2 separate regions of the Homo sapiens genome follow, and region 2 is linked to region 1. Evidence: read pairs that join two places in POLR2A ChIA-PET (ENCODE). Cell type or tissue: CD4-positive, alpha-beta T cell. All regions are shown on one strand. Each heading gives the region's core, and the rest is flanking DNA. Links, peaks and the distances in the headings are about the cores only.

Region 1 (2,916 bases), core at 134-2,633:
AATAAAGTTTCTTTTTTTTTTGAGACAGAGTCTCGCTCTATCACCCAGGCTGGAGTGCAGTGGTGAGATCTCAGCTCGCTGCAACCTCCGCCTCTGGGGTTCAAGCAATTCTCAGCCTCCCAAGTAGCTGGGATTATAGGTGTGTGCCATCACGCCTGGCTAATTTTTGTATTTTTAGTAGAGACAGGGTTTTACCATGTTGGCCAAGATGGTCTTGAACTCCTGACCTCAAGTGATCCGACCACCTCAGCCTCCCAAAGTGCTGGGATTACAGGCGTAAGCCACCACACTTGGCTTAAAGTTTCATATTTAATAGAAAGAGTCAGCCAGCACTTCAAAATAAAAATCTAATAGATACATAACTTTTAGATTTGATGTGTAAGGGGAAAAAGTCTTGAATCTGATGATGAATTTAATTATCGCTTGTCTGTGTTTTGGATGGCACCTAAAACTGGTCACTCCAAAACCAGGTAGATGTCAGAACAGTCAGCTCAGAGCATGACACGGGGTTTTGCCCCCATCAGTTGTGAGGTCTGTTGCACATAATCTATTGCTAATAGAAGTTTAAATATTGAAGTTCAAGGTAGGCATGGTGGCTCACGACTATAATCCCAGCACTTTGGGAGGCTGAGGTGGGAGGATCGCTTGAGCCCAGGAGTTCAAGACCAGCTTGGGCAACATAGTGAGACCCCATCTCCACAAAAATTTAAAAATTAGCTGGACATGATGGTGCATACCTGTAGTCCAGCTACTCCAGAGGCTCAGGTGGGAGGATTGCTTGAGCCTAGGAGGTCAAGGCTACAGTGAGCTGTGATCGTGCCACTGCACTCAGCCTGGGTGACAGAGCGAGACCTTGTCTCAAAAAAAAAAAAAGGGAATTTGAGAATGATTCAAGATTGTCCCTCTCTGATGTCATTTGTTCTCATCTACGATCAATTGTGCTATCGCTGTCAGAACTAAAGGACTGGAACATGCCATGCTGGGGTGCCCACAGCAGTGAGATCTCCTCTGCAGGGCACCTGCCACGACCGATGGTGGGAAAGCGGTGAGGCCACTGGGCTGGGGGACGTTTACTGCACGTGGGTGGGTGTGTCTACACACATGCCCACACACACACTCAGACAAGACCATGAGCGCCCAGAGGACTCCATCCTGTCCCATGGAGCACTGTACTCCTGAGGCCTGGGTGCATGCCTGGCACATAGCAGGTTCTCAACACATGCACTTAAATAAATGAACAAATGGAATCCTGTGGATCTTGGCAGCCACGCCTCATCACCACATTAGGGATGATCTTTCCCTCGCATGAGGCCATTCTGATAGCTGAACTCTCACGAATGCTTTCAAAATAAATTAAAGTAACACTACAGTATGTGCTTACAGCGCAAGTGTGGCTGGCCTGGCCAGAATTTTCCAGTGTCCATGACCATGGTCTGCAATAGCTGTTATTTTTCATGTTTCTGTCACCTTCCTATCTTACTGAGAGCTAGCGAGGGCGCCCTCGTGTGTCTCTTCATTGTAATATCACCTAGGCCTTGGAAAAAATGTACTGCTGCTGGCCTTGTTTATAATCACCTTGCAAATACCACAGGAAATGACTTGTTTAGTTATATTTCTTGGCTTCACCTTTGTTTTCAAGGCCCCATCAATCTCCAAAATGTCTCAAAAAGCCAAGCTAAAGGTTAGTCCTCCTGCTAGAATGGGCTGGGATGCTTCAGCAGATAAAAATATATATTTAATCAAAACGGCTGAAGCAATGGCTCATGCTGTTATCCCTATGACTCAGGAGGCTGGGGCAGGAGAATCACTTGAGCCCAGAACTTTGAGACCAGCCTGGACATTGTAACAAGACCCCATCTCTACAAAAAATTTCTAAAAATTGGTTTGGTATGGCGGCGTATGCCTGTAGTCCCAGCTACCTGGGAAGCTGAGATGGGAGGATCACTTGACCCCAGAGGTTTGAGGCTGCAGTGAGCTATGATGATGCCACTGAACTCAAGCCTTGGCAATAGAGTGAGACTCTGTGAAAGAAAGAAAGAAAGAGAAAGAAAGAAAGACAAGACAAGAAGGAAGGGAGAGAGAGAGAAAGAAGAAAGAAGAAGGGAAGGAAGGAAGGAAATATATTTAATCAAAACATATTTGAGGCTGGACACGGTGGCTCATGCCTGCAATCCAAGCACTTTGGGAGGCTGAGGTGGGAGGATCACTTGAGGCCAGGAGTTCAAGACCAGCGTGGCCAACATGGCAAAACCTCGTCTCTACTAAAAATACAAAAATTAGCCAGGTGTGGTGGCATGCACCTGTAATTCCAGCTACTTGGGAGGCTGAGGCACACCTCCCTCGCTGGAGCCCAGGAGGCGGAGCTTGCAGTGAGCCGAGATCGTGCCACTGCACTCCAGCCTGGGCGACAGAGTGAGACTGTGTCTCAACAAAACCAAAAAACCAACGACAAAAAAATTGAGTTGTAAGACAAAGTGCTCTGGTAAGGAGATCCAGCCCTGGGATTAAAAGAAGGAAACCAGGCCAGGCGCGATGACTCACGCCTGTAATCCCAGCACTGTGGGAGGCAAAGGTGGGCAGACCACGAGGTCAGGAGATTGAGACCATCCTGGCCAACATGGTGAAACCCCGTCTCTACTAAAAATACAAAAATTAGCTGGGCATGGTGGCACATGCCTGTAATCCCAGCTACTCAGGAGGCTGAGACTGAAAAATCGCTTGAACCAGGGAGCTGGAGGTTGCAGTGAACCGAGATTGCACCACAGCACTCTAGCCTGGCAACAGAGTGAGACCCTGTCTCAAAAAAAAATAAATAAATAAAAGAAGGAAACCAGAGAGAGATTCACTGTAGCTGTAGGCCTCTGTTTTGTGTTTTGTTTCATGGCTTTATTTTTAAATCATTGTACTACGAGAATA
Region 2 (2,916 bases), core at 299-2,798, 270 kb after region 1:
TGCAGGATGTCTTTCATATTAGAGAAATTTCTCTTTTCAGTAGCTTGGAATAGTAATTTTAGATTACTTAATTGCCTTGACTTTTTAAATGATAGGGACACTTTTGGAAAGACCAGAATTCTACTTGTAAAGGCCTAAATGGCCTTTTTCTCTATAAATGGAGCGGAGGTGGAAAGGATCATAATAGCATTCCATTTTCTACATATTAAACATTCTCCTGCTAACAACATGTTTCTTTAAATTACCCCTTTCCTCTAGAAGTTTATTTTAATATATATACAATGGCCAAGCACAAGTTATGTGCTTATAATGGAAAACATTACAGCTGCAGAGAGAAAAAAACACTTAACTAGAAAGTCAAGAGACTGTGTTCAAATCCTGACTCTTCCACCAACTGGTGTTTGGGTGAAAAGGTTATTTCTTATTTCTCGGCCTCAGTTTCACTGGATCAAATAAAGGAGATGAACTAAATGATCTGAATTCCATTTTAGCTGAGAAATTTGAAGATCTGTGATTTAATTATTTTGTTTCTATTGCATCTACAAGACAGCATAATAAAAAACATTTTATGGGCCAGGCGCAGTGGCTCACACCTGTAATTATTTTGTTTTGGGTTTTTTGTTTGTTTTCTTTTTGGCTTAACACCTTTCTGAAGCACTTCGGGAGGCCAAGGTGGGCGGATCACTAGGTCAGGAGATCGAGACCATCCTGGCTAACACAGTGAAACCCTGTCTCTGCTAAAAATACAAAAAATTAGCCGGGCATGGTGGCGGTCGCCTGTAGTCCCAGCTACTCAGGAGGCTGAGGCAGGAGAATGGCGTGAACTCAGGAGGTGGAGCTTGTAGTAGTGAGCCGAGATCGCGCCACTGCCCTCCAGCCTGGGCGACAGAGCGAGACTCCGTCTCAAAAAAAAAAAAAAATTTATGGTAGTTGATTAAACTTACTAAATTTTATCAACCAAGAAGTGCACATTTTCATATTTTACTGTCACTGAAATCAGTATGCATGTTACAGTGGCCATCATCTTATATTCTTATGATTAATACTTTTTTCTTCTTAATGATACATAAAATAATTGTGTATCTTACTATCAGTAATGGCATCTTAGATTTGAAAAAATGTGGTAGTAGGAGACCTGTAGGATTTAATTCAGTAAGTGTTATCTGAGATTGTTTTAAATGATAGAAGGAGCACAAAGAAACAGAGCAAAGGGTTGGATTTCAGTAATATAACTCAGTAAGTGACCTAGAGGGAAAAGGGGCTTGCATTATTCTATGGGGGACATAAGAGGCAGTGTTTAAAATGCTTGAACACAGTTGAATAAGAAAAGAGTGATCACATCCATATGATGGTATCATTTGAACTTCTAGACATAAGCACATGCCTGATTTACAGTGGATTTATTTTCCAGTCTGTCTGGATGCCCAGGAGGAAAAGCAAGTGCAGGCAGAGAGCTAAGTAACACTGCCTCTAGAAAATAGGAACATTCTTTTAGAGCTAATATCCACATCTGTAGAGCCTTTGGAAACCCTTTATTTCAGTTTTTTATTTTGTTTTGGGTTTTTTGTTTTCTTTTTGGCTTAACACCTTTCTGAGGAGGCTCAGGACAAAAGTATTCTTCTGTTGTCTTTAAAGGTAAACTAGGGTGTCTTGGTGCCCCCCAGAGGACACTCTGAGATTCAACAGCGATAGTCTCATCTTTGAGGCACAGCATTGGTTGGAGCTATAAACTGCTGTGATCTTGTTTGGAGAAAATATGTTTTTTATTATTGATTTGAAATATGTTCTCTTATTTTTATCCTCTCTCCCTACCAGTCAAAATCCTAATTTATCTTTGTTATTCTTAGAAAGTACATTTTGACTATTGATTTCTACTTTGTACCAACTTTCTTTGTTTTAGAAAATAAATTGGGATGATTTAGCCGCCAAAAAAGTGCCTGCACCATTTAAGCCAGTCATTCGAGATGAATTAGATGTGAGTAACTTTGCAGAAGAGTTCACAGAAATGGATCCCACTTATTCTCCCGCAGCCCTGCCCCAGAGTTCTGAGAAGCTGTTTCAGGTAATTTCCCATCCTGTGCACATGCACATTGGCCATATGTCCTTTGAAAGAAAAGATTAAATTTCCCATATTGAAGTAGTTTTGTTGGCATCATAAAAATGGGATTCTCTAATATCCTCTAAATTATTAAATGCAGAAATATTGCACATTGTTAACCGAAGCTTATAGTTTGCTCAATAGCAGATATTGTTTATGCATTTATTTTTGATATAAGGGAAGTTTTAATTTTATACCTGAAATTTTATTTTTGTTCAGATTCTTTTATAGAAAATACAATAATCTTTTATTTTACCTCTATTCATATTTAAAAATTTTTATTTATATAGACAGGGTCTCACTCTGATGCCCAGACTGGAGTGTAGCAGTGCTGTCCTAGCTCACTGCAGCCTCAGACTCCTGGGCTCAAGTGATCCTCTCACCTTAGCCTCTGGGATAGCTGAGACCACAGGTGCAAACCAGCACACCCAGCTAATTTTTCTATTTTTTGCAGAGATAGGATCTTGCTATGTTGCCTAAGCTGGTCTTGAACTCCTGGCCTCAAGTGATCCTCCTGCCTTGGCCTCCCAAAGTGCTGGCATTACAGGCATGAGCCACCACGTCCAGCCAAAAAAATTTTTTTTTTTTAAGAAACAAGGTCTCACTCTGTCACCCAGGCTGGAGTGCAGTGGCATGATCATAGCTCACTGCAGCCTTTTTAACTGCTTGGCTCAGGGGATCCTCTTGCCTCAGCCTCCTGAATAGCTGGGACCACAGGTGCATGCCACCACACCCACCTAATTAAAAAAAAATTGTAGAAACAGGGTCTTACTTTGTTGCCTAAGCTGGTCTTGAACTCTGGCCTCAAGCGATCCTCC

The links. Peaks named below come from ENCODE experiments on the same cell type or tissue, not always from the same donor. Only the 100,000 strongest peaks of a DNase experiment are listed, where the experiment ranks them.
Region 2: POLR2A ChIA-PET joins it to region 1 with 11 read pairs; 10 of 35 experiments call an interaction of 5 or more read pairs at or near these places.

The regions. Positions count from the first base shown.
Region 1 is chr14:91,176,129-91,179,044 of GRCh38, reverse strand. All of the region lies in intron 7 of DGLUCY (D-glutamate cyclase), which reads right to left. Among named protein-coding and RNA genes, the nearest start is that of SNORA11B, 51 kb to the right of the region's middle. In CD4-positive, alpha-beta T cell, for the core only: CTCF peaks have their summits at 1,294 and 1,494; a DNase peak (open chromatin) is centred at 1,494; H3K27ac peaks cover 735 bases.
Region 2 is chr14:90,901,954-90,904,869 of GRCh38, reverse strand. RPS6KA5 (ribosomal protein S6 kinase A5) reads left to right here. Exons shown (of 17, transcript NM_004755.4): 9 at 1,901-2,062. Among named protein-coding and RNA genes, the nearest start is that of LINC02321, 75 kb to the right of the region's middle. In CD4-positive, alpha-beta T cell, for the core only: CTCF peaks have their summits at 1,466 and 1,665 (motif pointing left); a DNase peak (open chromatin) is centred at 1,659.